Regions from separate parts of the Homo sapiens genome. Here region 1 is linked to region 2. The links are chromatin loops, found by intact Hi-C in ENCODE. Cell type or tissue: IMR-90. All regions are shown on one strand. Links, peaks and the distances in the headings refer to the core of each region. The heading gives the core; the rest is flanking DNA.

Region 1 (9,104 bases), core at 614-8,613, 120 kb before region 2:
CAGACATATCGCCAGAGAGAATACATGGATGACAAGTTAGCACATGAAATGATGTTCAGCCTCATTGACCATTAAGGAAATGCAAATTAAAATCATGATGGACTATCACTACAAATCTATTGTAACAGCTAGAATAAAAATTAGTAACCATACCAGGGATGCAGCAAAATTGGACCTCTCATATATTGCTGCTGAGAATGGAAAATGGTACTACCATTCTGGAAAACAGTTTGTCAGTTTCTTAAAACGTAAATATACACAACTTGTAACACAACAATTGCAGTCCTGGGCATTTATCACACAAAAAAAGAAAACTTAAGTCGACATGCAAAAAATTATGTACATACATGTTCATAACAGTTTTGTGTGTAATACCCAAAAACTCAAAACACCCCAAATGCCTTTCAGTAGGTGAAAGATTAAACAAATGTTAGTATGTTCATACCATGAAATACTACTCAACAATAAAATGAAATGAACTACTGAGGCACTCAACACTTGAGTGGATCTCATGGAAATTATACTGAGTGGAAAAAAGCTAATCTTAAAAGGTTATATACCGTATGATTCCATTTATGTCACATTCTCAAAATGACAAAATTATAGCGATGGAAACAGATTATTAACTACCAGGGGTTAGGGATGGAGAAAGAGATGGTGTAATTACAAGGGGGTAGCACAAGGGATCTTTTGGGTCATGGTTTTGGGTGATGGAATCATTTTACATCTTTCTTTTCTTTTTCTTTTTAGATGGAGTCTCCCCAGGCTGGAGTGCAGTGGCATGATATCGGCTCACTGCAACCTCTGCCTCCTGGGTTCAAGCAATTCTCCTGCCTTAGCCTCCTGAGCAGCTAGGACTACAGGTGCGTGCCACCACACCAAGCTAATTTTTTACTTTTAGTAGAGACAGGGTTTCACCATGTTGGCCAGGATGGTCTCAATCTCTTGACCTTGTGATAGACCTCGTGATCAGCCCGCCTCAGCCTCCCAAAGTACTGGGATTACAGGCATGAGCCACCCACTCGTCCTGTTTTACATCTTGATTGTGCTGATAATTATAGGAATCAACATGTGACACGAGTGCATAGAACTGTACATGCATATGTGTGTACATGATGCCCACACCCAGTAGGAGTGCATGCAAAATTGGTGAAATCTAAAAAAGGTCCACGGATCATACCAATGTAATTTTCCAGGTTTTGATGTTATACTATAGTTTTATAAGATGCTATCATTGGGGAAAACTGGGTATATGGGACACAGTGTACTATTTTTACAAAGTCCTCTGAATCTATAATGAGTCTAAAATAAAAACTTGAAAGAAAAAAAACAAAATGAGCCATTGATCATCCGTTCTATTTTGTCCCCAAATCTGTTCATCATTTTGAACATCCAATCCCAGCTATGGTGATCCAAATACCCAAGAAAGAAGCCTGTGTATGGTCTCCTGTCTCCCACATCCTGTTACCAACATTTCCTGTTGAGTCTTCCCCTGAAAAACATCTTAGAAACAGACTTCTCCCTCTCACTCTCATTGCTACCCCACAGCAACCTGTCCACATCCATCCCTGCCAGTCTCAATCCCTGCCCCTCCTCTGACTCCCATTTCCCTAGGCACTACTTGTCAGCAACACAAAATTCCTCACCTAAAACACATTATAGATTTTTACATCCATGCCTTTGATCATACTGCTCCATCTGCTGGGTCTTTATCTCTTCTCTGCAGCATATTATTGACCAACATTTAAGAACAATCCCAGATACTGCCTCTCTATGAACATCCTTCTACCTCCCCGAAGATCAAGTCCTTGTTGCCTTTTCAGCAACTGCCCCACTCTTTCCAAAGAACTCTATCTAGCACTTAAGAACAATAGGTTTTAATTATTTGGTTTCATGTTTGTCATCCACATTACATCCAAAGCTCTTCAAAGAGGTGAATATAAGATTCATTTTTGTAATACCAACACCTAGAACAGTGCCTGGCACACAGTAGGTTCACTCTAAATATTTATTGGAGGGGAAAAAAGATCTCGTGGTTTGGTTCTCTCATTTTATTTGAGTATGTAAAAACCCTATATATATGTTATGCATGAAATGGCCTTTTGTGTGTTGGACTGGGGACTTCCCAGCACATTTAAGGGAAAATACTTTTGCATTATTAAAGGGCCACTTAAATACATTTTTACACATTCCACATTCAAGAGTTTATGGGTGGTCTATATACTACTTGTTGATCTCGTCTCATCTTGAAAACTAGCTTTTCAAGAGATCTACATTTTATGGTCCACTGACTCACACACTACAGCTCCACAGATCTTTCTTCTCCGGGTTACATTAAATAATTTTCATATTTTAAAATGCCAAGGACTGAGGAGAACTTTCAAAAGAATGATCAAATATACCATAGCAACCTAAAGTTGTATATCCAATGGCTGAACAGCTCCTCAGGGACCTGAAAGTCTTGAACACTTGTATGTTGGCAAATGTGAGAAAACAAGAAATTCAGAGCCAAATACTCATGTAATACCATCTGGAATCACTCAAGTTCCTAAATAAGTTCAGTGAAGAAAAACATGATAGGAGTTCTACATCCTTATTAAGAGAGTTGACTATTTATTCCTTTAATAAATTTATTGCCCAGTTAAATTTCAGTTGTTGCAATCATGGGAAGTAAGAAGGGAAGGTTGATGACCCTATCAAACATAATACATCAAAACCATCAAATGTTTTTACTGTTCATGCATAATTTTAAGTTAGGATCCAGCTTTAGTCATAACCAAGGTTTTTAGCAGGCATGAGAACAATTATGTTTGCTACCATTCAAAAACCTCTACCTTATATGACCACACAGGCCAAACCTGAAAGTCTTATATATAAACTACAATATGCTTAGTCTTAAGTCCATTCCTGTAACATCAGCAGAATAAAGGAATTTGAAGACAGCCTAGTGAACATTTATGGCATCAGGTTGGCAAAATTTACTGGGGTTGCTAGCCAACTGCACCATTTCCCTAATGCTTGCCTGCCATCAAGGAAAATTACTGGAAAATGTTTACTCTATGTGTGTCAGAAGAAACTGTCCTCCCAGAAGAGCTGAATAGTTATTAAAGAGTGAATGCGCAGGAAACACTTTTGTATTCCACTAAGCTAAAAGGCTTGTTAATGTTCTCAAAGAGACAAACGAGGCAGATCACAGAAGAACAGAATTTATGTAAAAACAATGGCTGGTAGAGGCAGACAGGGAACTTACAAACAATTCAACACCACACACAAGGATGTGCAATTCATGTTCTCCTGAGCAAAGACCTCCTGAGAAACCAAAAAAAGTCATAATAAAAGGAGAAGCAAACAAGGGTTTCCATTATCAAACAGGTTTACATTTAGAACTGAAAACATGAGGAAAAATAGCGGCAAGGATCAAAGCTAGGATGAAACGAACATGAAAGTATTCCAAAATTTTTACATTTATTAAGGATTTATTCTCCAGCTATTTTTATAAAGAACTTGAGGAGGACAACAATAACAGTGATCCTTTTGCTTCTCCTCTTTCCTCTCTCTTTTTAAAAAGTAGAAATTTGGACTATTTTTTCATTTCAGGTCAGTACATATTGAAGACAGGCCTGTGATTTAAAATAGGTCAGTAGTTGAACCTAGCATTTCTGAGGGAAATGTGAATCTGGCATAGACGTAATACAGCAACCCTCCCTTTCTCCCTTTCTCTCCTTTCAATTCAAGCAATATTTGCACTCCTTGCTACAGATGGATGCCATATTTCCCCTCCCAAAACACCACAGTCTTTATGATCTACTCCCCCTTTTTTAAGGTTGGTACTTAAAGTGCCTTATGATGTGTTTTCTGTTAAACTACTATTCATAGAATGCTAGCAGTGGAATTCTTATATGATAATTAAAATTGTATGCATATTGTAGCTCCCCAACAAAATTACTTTTTCCTTGCAGAGGACAGTAATAGATACCAGCATCTTCCTTAGTAGCTTTTTATGTACAAAAGCATAATTTGAAAAAAAATGTACACGTTAAATATTTTTCAGGATGTTAACATACACTATTTTTTTTCTGAGACAGAGTCTTGCTCTGTTGCCCAGGCTGAAGTGTGCAGTGGCTCAATCTTGGCTCACTGCAACCTCCACCTCTTGGGTTCAAGCAATTCTCCTGCCTCAGTCTCCTGAGTAGCTGGGACTACAGGCACACATCGCCACGCCCAGCTAATTTTTGTATTTGTATTTCTAGTAGAGACGGGGTTTCACCAGGTTGGCCAGGCTGGTTTCGAACTCCTGACCTCAAGTGATCCACCTGCCTCAGCCTCCCAAAGTGCTGGGATTACAGGTATGAGCCACCGTGCCCGGGCAGTATACACTATTTTATATACATTATTTTAATATTAATTAAATATCTTATATCATATTTTAAGGTACACAGAGCTGTCCAGGAATAAAACCATGCTGCAGTATCTAAGAAAAACTCTACTTCAAATTTACTGTTGACTATTTTGGAAAATCTCATTAATGGTGATAAAACCATTGTTAGATATTGTATTCAAGGTGATTATAAATACCTTAACAAATATGTACTTCCTTATATCTTCTGGTTCAATCACACATAAGCATTCACATACTTAAATACATCATATAATATTATACATTACTGCACTACTTTATATTAAGTGTCAGACATTAGGTGACTTAAGTTATGTATATAGATTTATTATCCATACATTTCTTTTCAGAATAGTGAAAAGGGCGTTATGCATATTTGTTAGAAAAAGGAAGCATCAGTGGTTCCCACTTGGATGGGAGAAAAAGGAAGCATCGGATGGGTAGAATGGAGAACTAATGGCCTGCTCTAACAACACCCATCCAGGACGACTCATCGTTTTGTAGACAGCTCACTTAGTAAAGACCTCCCAAAAGAAAGGGTAAGTGGTAACTGGTCATCTAAAAAGCAAATGTTGCAATAGGAAGTGACATAGCAAATTCCAAGGGATTAATTTCTGTATTGAGCCTTGTACTTCAGAACAAGATGCATGGGTGGGTAAGGAGAAGGAAAAGGTCAGGAACAGGAAGAAGTGCTGGGGAGTTCTAAAAATAATCTCTTAAGTCTTTTGCATTGACATATAAGGAAAACACTAATCTTGATGTGCAAATTGATAAGTGTGGAGGTAAAGTGTGTAGGGCAGCGATCTGATCAGTTCGAGAAGTGCATTTTCCTTGGGCTAACAGATTCTATAATACATTGTTACTCTGCTTTCTGTTACAATGACCAAGAAAGCAATAGTCTTTATTTCAAATGTAAAAGTAAACACTGATAATCAAATGTACTTTGTGGAACATCTGATCACAGAATTACTCTTTCTTCCAAGAAACAATGCCATCATTAAAATCATGATCAAAGCCCTGGTATTTTAAAAGAAATTCTATTTAAGAGAACTTGTCAAGGGTAGCGTTCTAACTGCCATAAACAATTATTTGCATTCATCTGGTAAATGTTTTTTGTAGTGCTTACTATGTGCCAAGGAGATACAATACTAAGGAAAAACAACAGAACTTTCATCAGATCAGAGAGAATGGGAGTAAAGAAAAGTGAATATGCGTACAATGTCTAGGTTTACAAGCATTCTAAAGACAAGGTGCATGTTGCTGTATGAGCCTGAAATGGAAGGATTTGATACAAAGAATTCCTAAGGAAGAAAAGAATGACAACTGAAGATTCAGGAGACTTTTACTAGAAGGAGATGGTAAGTGGAAATCTCCTGCCTGAAGGAACACCTTTTGTCAGTGCTGTTCTAGTGGTAGGATCTGCATGGTTTTGAGAAACTAAAAGGGGGTGGGTGGCTGGAGAGCAGAGGGCTACAAGATGGTAAAGTGGACGGACCATGCAAAACTAAAAACAAATGTGAAGGAGAAGTGCTCAGAGAACCTACCCGCCTACAAAAAGTAAATGGCCATAAATTCCACAATGTGAACATGAAACTGCTCTCTGCTCTACAATGTCAGCCTTTTGGATGTCAACTAATAAAAGAAAAATATCATATTAAAATAAGAGAAAGCCAGCATGGTGATGCATGCCTGTAGTTCCAGCTATTTGAGAGGGTGAGGCAAGAGGATCACTTGAGTTCAGCAGTTCAAGGCTGTAGTGAGCTATGATCACACCACTGCACTCCAGCCTGGCCAAGAGAGCGAGACCTTGTCTCTTAATAAAATAAAGTAAAATAACAGGAACGACATATAAGAACAATCCCGGATCATTTATTTCCACATATTTCCAATGCAGCTGTGTTAATCTTTTAATTTTCATTTTCCAGGAATTTATGCAATATAGTTGGTTTATCCAAAAGAAGCATAACTATCAAAAAATCAGTCAATAATTTTATGATGTGACAGGCAGTGTCACACCTTAGATTAACAAGAAAGAAATATAATTTCTGATTTTTTATTAAGTTTATAGAGTCAATCTGTAAGTGATTCAAGATCCAAAGCTTTTCTTTTTTTTTAATTCTGAAATTCACCTTAAGCACGTTTATGGTTGAAAATGAGCATACTTGCAGGGATTCCATGAACCAACTCAATAAAACAATGAAATTTGAGAGTATGGTTTTAAAACAGCTATGTGGGGAAAGTCAATACTCCTCTCATTTTTGTTTGAAGAAACTGATGATTAAATGTTGCTTAAAACATGAATCAATTAAATTCCTCTAGGAAGTTATGGGAACACAGAACAGTTAATCCAATTCATTTTCACTAATGTAATATGGTATACACTTTTGAGGATGCTGTATCATGTGGCATGCATGATACCCTTCTTCCAGATTCAAGTTTATGGTATGTCAACTACTACCCTAGTAATCTTTAAGCAAAGATTGCTAAAACTATAAAGTATGCCTGTGAAATCCAATCCTGAGAAGTGTAAATTTAGATCTCTAATTCTTTCTACTTTACCTGCTTTTTTTTCTTCCTTCTAATTGGATTAGAACTGTTTAATGACAAAGGGGGTGTTGAATTTTTTCCCTTCCTATCTTTTTTCATGTATTTTTCTTCAGTTGAACTGCTAATAGTATTCATGTCCAGGTTTTGGTCTGGTTGAATACTTAAGATTTTTTGTTTATTTGTTTCTTAAATATGAAAGAAAGAAAAAAATGATTTTCAGAAAAACACAATGCAACTGATAGTTATACATGAATATTTTAACAGACACATTTTTGAATTGAAGTTAGTCATTCAACACACTTAAAAAAATGAGTAATTTTCCTCATCTGCTCCCTCATTCCCCACACCACAGTCTACTGCTTCCTATCCACCTCACAAGCTCACTTTGCCATATAAGGAGTATATTTCAAGATTCAGAAGCAATAGATATAGTTAACCAACTGTAAATATTATATACTGCTTAGGAAAAGATCTTACTCTCTGAACTTAATGACAGTCAATAACCCTAAATAAACTGTAATGATTTTTGTTTTTAAAAACTCACTAGGTTGTACTGCATTTAGTAACTATGTGGTTTCTCTAGGTTTTAATTCCTCAGTAAACAGGAATTGAGTCCTCAGGATTGTGGTTTTTGAAATTAGGGTGTGTTTAGATTTGGAGGCTAACCAAGATTCATTCACATCTAGAAGAGAAAGCTCACTGCCAAACATATGCAATCAGGAGAGAAAAAAAGATTACATTCTAAATAAGGTTTGTATAACAAATACTTCCATCTGTTTCACAGAGATCAAATAGAATTACTTTAAAACAGACCAATGACATTTAAGCATCTGGCAAAAAGAAAGTGTGTTGTATTTATGGGAAAGGATTTAGGTTAGCGATATTTTTTTCTTCAAGGATAAGAAGTGGAATGCCAAATAAGATTATTACCCATATATTTAATTTAAAAATTGAGTTTAAATATGTTTATTTTTTCTAGATAAAATTCACATGTACCCTCAAATGTTATTATTAAACTATTAAGGCAAAATTAAGACTATTCAGCTATCTTTCAAACACTGTGTCAGACCTGAAGTTAATAATTACCATTACACCAACATGATAAAGTTGGAAAGATTTCCAAAGAGGACTCAAGCCAAGTCTAAGCCCGTGCATGTCACTTTTTGTTTCTAGAGACACTTTCATATGAGCATGACACCTACCATATTAAGTCACAAACACACGTGACTGTCATGCCAGATGAGACCATACCTCCTAAAACCTCAACCCTCCCTACCATCTGTGCCAGTTACTGCCTCTCATCCCTCAGTTTGCCTTCTAGAACTGAATCCGAGATAACGGACTGGACTCAGCAGCTCCCGGTCCCCCTTTACAGTGAATATGAGGTTATGCTTTGCCAGTAGGAGGTGATGGAGGGGCACTGCTAGAGGAAGGGGGTCCTCTTCCTGACTCTGGTATGCAGTTTGCCTTTTCTGCAGCACAATTGGTCAGCGGTGTGGGTGTATAATGACATCTGGGGGTGCTCTGCCACACCCCAGCAGCATACCCGGAGTGCAGAGCCCTTTGGCAACCTTGCAGTCCTGACCTAGACTCAGTGACCAGTTTGCCTCCAATGCAGACACCACGCACTGTGCACCTGCACCAGCCAAGGCTTGCCTGTGCCCTGAGGTTTGTTTCCTGGGCCCTCCCTACATAGATACTGTACACTCTGGGCTTCACGTTCACTGTAGCATCCTAACTCCTGCATGCCTGCCCACTAGCTAGAGTTCACCTGCCCCCAGAAGTGTGTTTTCTTGCTTGCCCAGAGACGTGACCAGCTATGGCCCAGGCAAACCAGTGGGCTGCAAACACACCTTCTCCAATGAAATCTGCACCCCAGTCTTAGAGAGGGGACCCCCTTCCAAGCTTATCCGAACTTGGGTATGCTTACTCATCCCTAGGGTGCTGTTAAAGTTATCACTATATTCTTGTACTCTTCCATCATAGGTTAATCATTCATTATAATAAACTCTTCTGCTTATATTAGTCTGTGGTTTATGTCCCAATTGAACCCATACTGTTAGACTTTCTAACACTCATACCCTCACTCTCCACCTTCTGCCTTGAGACTACTAGACCCCTGTGTCTGCATATCAATTATGAAGGAACAGACCACTCAAAC
Region 2 (9,104 bases), core at 588-8,587:
CCTGAACAAAGCTTATCTGACATGTGTTTTTGCCACAAGGCACATCACAGCCTTCTTGCACGTAGGAACATTAGACAACACGGCAGCTCTATGCCTGGAGGCAATTTCGAACAGTAAAACCAACAAGAAAAAGCACAAAAACATGAAAAAACAGCCACAAAAACACTCTTATTTACAGAATGAGAGCTGAAAGAAGAAAGCAGAGCTTCACCTCATTCAACATCAGCTGGGAAAGTCCACGTCAAGCAACTCAAATTTCTTGCCACTTGGAGCGTGTTTGTGATTGGCCGTGAAAGCACCATATGAATATGATTTGGGGGCTCCAAATAAATGTTAGCAAGTAGGTGAGTTCGCAAATACATGCAAATCCAAGAATAATGAGGACCACCTATGCAATGAAAGCAACTTTCAAAACCAGAGTATTGCTCAACTATAACAACAATAATGATAAAGAGCTAACATTTTGAGTGCCAGGAACTCCTCCAAAGCATTTTACATAAATATATTTAAAACTCACAAAAAAAAAATGTAGAGATAGGAATTCTTATTATACCCATTTTATAGATGAGAAAACTAAGGCACACAGAGTAAAATGCTATTCTTAAATTCTAACAAAGATTCTCTTCTTGATCAAGCTCTAGCCAGGCTCCTCTGAGCCCTCTTCTCAACTAGGCCTTAGCCTTGGCCTGTAAAGGCTTGAGCAAACATTAACATAGTTTCTACCAACTAAAGGCTGCATCCCAAAGATAATCCTACCGCTCTTTAAATTACTGCCTAAGAAAACTCAAGGCTGCCAAAACAACTTACTGTTTCAGCCTTCACCTGAGGATGGGGCCTCTTTCCTAGTCTCTGGCGGAGGACAGACTCCTAACTTATAACTGCCAGTTAGTAGACACAGCTGGCCTAATCTCATTTACACTAATGAACCCTTGCAGTTTTTCACTTCTGAGTCTCCTGAGCCTCCACTCACCCTTCTCCCTATTCCTTTATTCTCCCTTTAAAATGCTTGGTCACCTCTGTACAAATCAAAGTTGAGTTTAGTTCACGCTGGACTCTTCCCTAGCGCAATAGTTGCCACTGATATAAAATCTGTCCTTACCATTTTAACTAATGTCTGACTTTGTTCATCTTTGACAGTTCCCCAGTTAAAAGTGGAATAACTGGGATTTGTGCCCAGGAAAACTGGTCCAAAGCCCAGATCCTCAACCACTATGGTATGAATATAAGCAAATGTTCTACCACTCCTGAAATGCACCCTAGACTGAGTCTTCTCAAGTCCAGTGTCTAGAACAAAATCAAGTTTAGACAAATTTAGATTAAAAAATAGAAGTAGATTTTTAAAAAGAGGAGTGCAGAAGAAACATGTATAAGACAGATATGAAGGATCCTAAAGATTAAAAAAACAACAACAACAACAAAAAACAAACAAAAACAAAACAAAACAAAAAAACTAGTGTATTTTTTAGGGTTGGAACAAGCCAGCCAATCATACAGGAAATAGTGAGTGATAACGCTGAAGACTGAGGATGGCAAGGGAAAACCCCATGTGTCAAACTCAGGAGTCTGAACATTTTCTCAAATGCTATGAGCAGTCACTGGATGAGTCTAAGCAGATATCAGACATCAGCAAATTTGGATTTTAGAAAGATAACTCTGGAGGCATTGTGGAGGAGAGATTAGAAGGGTTAAGACTGGAAGCAGAGAGACCCATCGGGAGAATACTGCAGTAATCCAGATAAGACTGGGCTCTGGGTTAAGGCACTGTCAGGCTGCAGGCCAAGGAGGCCCGGGAGAAGGAAAGCAAAACCTGGGTCTCCAGGGCAGCTGCCAGCTGAGCTGCCTCTCAGGTCACCTGGACTATTGCGCTTCTCCCTGGCCCCACACCCAGTGCCATGTTCACTTCCAATTTTCTACCTTTACTCTCTTCTCTGATCTGAAATACTCACTCTTCTTCCCTCCATCTATCCAAAAATGACGATTTGATCTAAATTTCACCCTTCCTAAGAAATTGCCCTTAATTGTAGTCTCTCAACAACCTTCACCCTTTTTGTTAAGTTTATCTTGGCAGAATTACATTGCATCTCGCAAATCATTTCATGTACGTGAAAGAGGTATGTTCTTCTAACTGTCTGCTTCTTAATACCCAAGATTTTGTCTTATAATTCTTCGTATTTCCTTCAATATCTACCACAAATACCTTGCACACAGTAGGTCAGCAGATGTTCAATAAAGGACAAGCCTCCTTTATAAGCAGAGAACTTTTATCAGCTCCACGACCCCCATTGGATTAGCTGCTTGGACTGTTTGCCTTTCTCCACAGGCCATTAATAATGTTGCATAGTGCAAACTAGTTTTACACCATCTAAAACTCAATAGAGCAAAGATATTACTTCATTTCACCCCCAAGCCTGACCACCCCAAGGAAAAACAAAAACAATCTGTGACATCCAATTATTTCTTCACATTCTCATCTCAAGTTCTAACTGCTTTCCAGATGTTAGCTGGTTTTCATTCTTAAAACTCATAGAAGAGTTTCTTTTGTGATTATTTCTAAGCTAAAACGTCTATATTTTTCTCTGAGCTCCTTGGAGTTTCTACAGAATAAAAATTATTCCCACACCAAAAAAAAAAAAATCCTTTCTTTCTCTTAACATAGTATGGTGAATACCTTTCAAAATGTTACCTATCTTCAATGTCAGCACTGCCCTAAGGGTATCCTGTCTTCTCTTCCCTTCCTAACCATCTCTCGCTTGCCCCTTCCCAGACTCATTAGGTCAGAGTATTTAGTGGTTAAACTATTTATTGAGGACCTAAGAATGATTAGACACTGAGGAAGACTTCAAGGATGACTAACTCATGGTTTCAGACCCAAGTATCTCTCTCTCTATCTCCTTTAAGACTTGTATTTCTTACTCCGCCTTATTTTAGTTATTTACTTGTCTTGTGGGTTATTGTTTTGTTGGTTTCCAATTACTTTGCAAATTCATATTACCTTTTGCCTTGGAGTTGAGAAAGACCTCATACTCAACAATGTTTCTTTAGAAACTTTCTATATGTCTAAGACATTCTACCCCAATTCAAATGGCTTGTTTTATTAAGTCTCCAGCATTATTTCTTCAGAATCACTTTTACTCCACTTTCTTTTGATCTGACCAATGCTTCTTTTGCTCTTCAAACTTTGTTTCTGAGTAACCAAGACCATCCACAAGGCTACTCCACATTACTCCATCTGTTTCCTTGACTTGTTCCTAAATTATTTCTGAAACTAATGGAACTGAGTGGCCACTGCATAAAGAGTACTATAACAGATACTTTAAGGAGATCCAGTAAAAAAATATTTACTTCTTCAAATAAATTTGCAGTTAGATTGGGCAATGAGGGGACTCGGTAGGGCTGATCAGAGCAAAGCGTTTTTCTGACACTTGAGAATTTATTTGCATATAGATCATACAACATATGGGGGAAGACAGTGCTGATATCGTCTAATTCCTTTTTATTGTCTAGCACTTTGTAATAGATGTGACTATTGATAAATGATAAATATTATAATGTTCAAAGACCTGACTTTCAATTACCTGTTATTTTCAATTCTTACCCAAAGCTAGAGTTTTTAAAAATCAAAATGTTATTCTATTTCCCTTCCAGCTAGTCCATGTATATTAGAAAGATACCAAGAGTTTTAGAAAAATGCTTTGAAACAAAAATTGTATATATAATTTCAAAAGCAAAAAGTTAGAAACTAGGTGGCTACCAGGTGAAGCATGTTACCATACACCAATCTTTAACTTAGAAGCAAATGTTCTTAGATAAAATAATTGACACTAAGCTATTATATACTACAGAGTATAAAAGGCTTTACAGTTTAAATATTTCAAATGGCAAAGATTTTAATAAACAGAATCAAAAGACAGTCGCATTTCAGTTTTATGACATAATTCTTCAGATAGAGCAGATTTTCAGAGCATATTACTTGAAATTAAAATAATCAGTAAGTGAGGTCTCAAGAATGTAATTTTATTTGAAAACCTAATTCCACAGGGTCATCAATAAAAGCATTCAAGGAGTAGCTACAGTCCGTTCTTTTCACTTGAGTGCCAGCTGTATTTGCTTTAAGCATCAGACTCTCTGGCAACACCACAGCCTTCTACTCCTGTGAGTTGAGGAAAGGCTTTATGAGTCATGTGTTTTTTCTAGGGATATCGCACTCTCAGAATTATTAACTACAGAAAGAGTAAAAGTCAAAACTCATTCAATAAATTCCAATGTGCTCAGATTGAGAGAACAGGTGTCTGAACACACATCTGAAGAATAACTTAGAGAGGATGCTTTCCAACTCGGCTGCAAGCCTCTGACTAAGCAGTCCTGGGGATCTCACATTACGACCACAGAAGAACGCAGGCAACGCTGATGGACCAGAAAAATCTCTTAGGTTCATCATTCATACTGAGAAAACTGCCTTCAAACCTCTCATTTCCAGCTGCATTTAGAGATACAGAACTGCCATCTAGTGACTAAGAAGGAAAAAGCAAGGACTTTCCATGAAAAATAATTTTTTTTACATAATAACAAAGCACTAAAGTTAGTAAAATTAACACAACTTAGCACATCAAAGTTCTAGTAAAACTTCAAAATGTATAAGTGAACTAATATACCTATTTGCCTCTATAATGTATCTGGACATCCAACTGATACATGGTAGAGTTTACATATAATAAAATAAATTTAGAATCTCATCTCATTCATCTGACGATTTTGGCATCGGGTGATTACCCATGTAAAAGTATAATTTTTATCATAGTATAAGTATAAAATCAAACAGATCTGTACTCAAATAGCGAGCCTACCCTTTATCAAGTTTGTGATCTGATGCAAGTTATTTTAACTCATATAATCATTTTCTTTAGCAGTTAAATGCGCATTATAATAGTTACTTTAAAGGATTATTGTGAGGATTTCTTAAGGTAATAGAGTAAAAGAACAGGTATACAGTAGGTTGACAATTAATTTGAGTTTTCCCTATCCCCTTTACGGCCAGTTACTTTAGCCTGTCATGAAACATATCCATATCATCTAAGAAAAGAATCAGCCCGTAAAATAAATGTATGACAAAGAGTTAATGATTCCAAAAGTAAGTGATGTCATTGTCGGGTGCTTAAAATCGATTGCTTCCAAATATTGTTCCCTCTCAATTAATTTTCCTGACTTCCAGACACTTCACTGTCAACAAGGATAAGATGTAACATTTATTCAATCTATTTCACCCTTGAGTCTTCAAGTTGTAAAATCAAGTGTTTTTAAATAACCTACTCCATTAGGTTTTCTGCTTATTGCAATATATTTTACCATGGTCCATCGCTCAGGAAAAACACTATAATGTTACACACATGAATATGTATCTTGAAATAGCATAATATAGAAAGCAATGCTGTACATGTTTTATCATTGTTGATATTATCAAATACTTCCTGTTCAGGTTCTCTTTGACATTATCGTATGTAACAATTGATTCATATACGTCCTGAACATAAGAATTTAGAAAAACTTAATGTATCCCTTTAAATCACAATTTAGCCATGCTTTCCACACCAAAAAAAAGGCTTAAAAAGTGAGGGAAGATTTGAGGGTACTATCTTTCTTAATAACTGCTGACTTTACTATTTCTTTTTACCTTTTTATCTTTCTTTCTCTTATTCGCTGTGGGCTAATCATTGCAGATAATTAAGGAACCATCAGTTGAGCCCACCGTGCCTCTCCAAGTGCCACCAAGTTGATGTAGCCCTCTGCTCCCATAACAATAAGCTGGAAAAACTTGCTTTTTCAATGAACTGTCCTTAAGGATAGCTAACCTAGCCGCATTTTTGAAAAGCACCCAGGTGCTGTTTTCAACCAATGTTGTACCCCAATTTCTCCTCCAGGGGGAGCACAACTTTCATGTATAACACAGGGATTCTTTTCTAAAGGGAAGTTACTTTATTTGATGAGTTATCAGAGATCAGCAATAATTTAATTTTACAGAGAAGAACCCTATGTCCCAGGTAATCTAAGCTTGTTGTCATCACACTAATCAGAAATAGATCCGGGTGTAAAACCCAAGTATGTGTCTCCTCATTTTCTCCTAGACCACCAACAGAACAGAACACATCTTTTTACTGTTCATTTCTAATACTAAGTTACTGACAAAAGCATAGTTGGGTGAAAATGTAAATTGGTTTGTAAGCAATGGTTTTATATCCAAAAGAGCAATTGCTATCCACAATTACTATTCCATACACGTTTCCTTTCTTGCAGTTTTTTTTTTTTAATAAGAAATCCATTTTAGCATAGCTTGCATTTTAGCGTAAGAAAAAAAAACCCACAAAATTTGGCTTCTTTGGTAACTGATATGGTTTGGCTCTGTGTCCCCAGCCAAATCTCATCTTGTAGCTCCCATAATTCCCACATGTTGTGGGAGGGACCTGGTGGGAGATGACTGAATCATGGGGGCTGATCTTTCCCATGCTCTTCTCATGATAGTGAATGGGTCTCACGAGATCTAATGGTTTTAAAAATGGGAGTTTCTCTGCACAAGCTCTTTTTTGCCTTCTGCCATCCACATAAGATGTGATTTGCTTCTCCTTGCCTTCCACCATGAACTTGTGAGGCCTCCCCAGCCATGTGGAAGTGTAAGTCCAATAAGCCTCTTTCTTTTGTAAATTGCCCATTCTTGGGTACACCCTTATCAGCAGTGTGAAAACGGACTAATACAGTAACAGAAAAAAAATAGTTTCCTGGAAATTAAACAGATACTAATTAATGTTTCATCCACCAAAGTAATAAGAACCTTATTTGACTTTAGCAAAGCTCTGACAGATTTCTTTTTAAAGATCATAGCCATGGGACTGTTTGAGCAGGCACATCTCGCAGACTTCTCCCTGGAGTGGCCACCGTTTCCTGCTGGAGCCCGCTGTTATTGGGCCCAACTCTTTGGCTGGATATAGAATAAAACAGCTTCTGAAAAGCTTGTACTCAGTTCCATTTCAAGGCTGATTTTGTATGCAAAAAATAAATGGAAGAAAACATCCCCTTCTGCCTGACTGGATTCCACTGCAGGCTTAGGGAAAACAAGGGCATCCTAGCCAGCCGGGCAGATGGAAAGATAAATCGCAGAGTCTGTCACAATCTTAAGACAAATAAGACAGATGGGAATCTGACATCCTAATAAGATCATCTTACCTTCTGGACAGCATCTGAGCGTTTTTGGGGAGTTTCTGAAACAGCAGATTGAGATTCTAGATTGGAAAGGAAGCAGACAGTCAGTATCTTAAAGGACAATTTTCCTATTTCTTCAATCAGAAAATAAAACTTTCACTAAAATATATCATTAACCATAAGTACCAAAAAATATCCAGTCTCTCTTCCAATTATATAACTGGGTTATTAGGATATGACTACTTTTCAATATATATAATACATACAATGAGAATGCTCATGTCATTTTTAAAAATTGGGATATTCCTATGCCCTTCTCTATATATCAACTATCCTTATTTGTCTCGATTGCTAGTTTCTAAATTGTGCCAGAAAGTCCTTCTAAGACTTTCACAGATTATATTATTCACTTAGCTGAAGTCTGTATCACGATAGAAGCCACTTCACCAAGGTTGAAGGATGGGAGCTCAAAAGCCTCATCTAACTGTTGTCAAATTGCCCCTTGATTTCAACAAGAGATAACGAACACTGTCACCAAGAGACACTGAGTAAGAAGGGATTCTGAAGCAGTTTTTCTCTTTTAGTCCTCATGTCATCTGAGATTCTATGAGACTGCAAATTCATCATTCTAAAAAGACCTAAGGCATAACCAAGTCAGGGATTTCTTTTCGTAAGCGAGAGGGCACTTTCTTCTAAGTGAAGCTTGTGTGCAAATTTAAAAATAAAAGGGCCTTTAGGATAAAAATAAAAATGAAAGGGCCTTCAAGGAATTCCTCATGCTCCATGAATCAGAGCCTGAAAAACCACTAATCTCATCCATCCTCTGCACCTTTCAGATGAGAAATTCAAAGCCCATAATGCAAGTGGTTGTTGGCAAGGTGAAGACGAGAGTTTATATCTCCTGACTGTCGCGTTGCACCCCTGACTGGCATGCAGACCAGACCCTGGACACAAGGTACAGCAGTCACTGTTTTTGGTTTTGTTTTTTTCTTTTCTTTTTTTTTTTTTTTTTTTTTTGAGATGGAGTTTCGCTCTTTCACCCAGGCTGGAGTGCAACGGCGCGATCTTGGCTCACTGCAACCTCCGCCTCCTGGGTTCAAGCGATTCTCCTGCCTCAGCCTCCCGAATAGCTGGGATTATAGGCACCCGCCACCACACCCAGCTAATTTTTTTTTTTTTTTTTTGGTACAGACGGGGTTTCACCATGTTGGCCAGGCTGGTCTCGAACTCCTGACCTCGTGATCCGCCCGCCTTGGCCTCCCAAAGTGCTGGGATGACAGGCATGAGCCACCGTGCTCGGCCAGCAGTCACTCTTTATGGTCATTTTGACATTTCCAATTTAGCCACATGGTAGCTGATATATGTGACAATGCTACAGAAAAATAAAAGGCATTTAGTATTTAAACAGCTTAACATACTGTTAAGCTACAATGAAAGTTTTCATTTCACTCAGATGAGAATCTGTCTCCACAGGGACCCACAAGGCCTGGTTTCAACTACTGTTACTCCCTAGCCTCTCTACCCACCTCCATCTGTCCCAACTTGCTCACCAGGCCAGCCACCCTGGCCAGCTTACTTGTCTTGTCACACACCAGTCATGCTTCTTCCATAGGGCCGCCAAAGCCACAGTGGCTACTGCCTCTGCCCAGAGCACTGCACTCACTCTTCTTCCCAAAATCTGCAAGCCCCACTCTGTGGCTGCTTCCTTCGGGGCTTTGCTCAAGCAGCGACCCCACCCACTCCTTGGCACTCAGCACACACTCACCCTTACTTTCTTCGTAACCTGGATCATCACACCATATACTCCATAATGCATTTGGTTGCCTACTTATTTATACCTCTTATTCCACTAGAACATAAACTCTGTGAAAGCAAGAATTTTTGTCAGTTTTTCCTCTTGTTGTGTCCCCCACATC

The links. Hi-C counts contacts between places; a loop is a spot of excess contacts. Peaks named below come from ENCODE experiments on the same cell type or tissue, not always from the same donor. Only the 100,000 strongest peaks of a DNase experiment are listed, where the experiment ranks them.
Region 1: a loop joins it to region 2, with 2.1 times the contacts of the local background. A loop is called at or near these places in 3 of 110 quality-filtered maps.

Annotation. Positions count from the first base shown.
Region 1 is chr1:240,308,950-240,318,053 of GRCh38, reverse strand. The region is part of intron 8 of FMN2 (formin 2); the gene reads right to left. Among named protein-coding and RNA genes, the nearest start is that of FMN2, 220 kb to the right of the region's middle. In IMR-90, for the core only: no CTCF peak of the experiment used is centred there; DNase peaks (open chromatin) are centred at 4,933 and 7,643; H3K27ac peaks cover 904 bases.
Region 2 is chr1:240,186,371-240,195,474 of GRCh38, reverse strand. It overlaps FMN2 (formin 2), which reads right to left. Exons shown (of 18, transcript NM_020066.5): 4 at 7,213-7,268. Among named protein-coding and RNA genes, the nearest start is that of FMN2, 99 kb to the right of the region's middle. In IMR-90, for the core only: CTCF peaks have their summits at 4,500 (motif pointing left) and 5,916 (motif pointing right); DNase peaks (open chromatin) are centred at 1,204 and 4,364.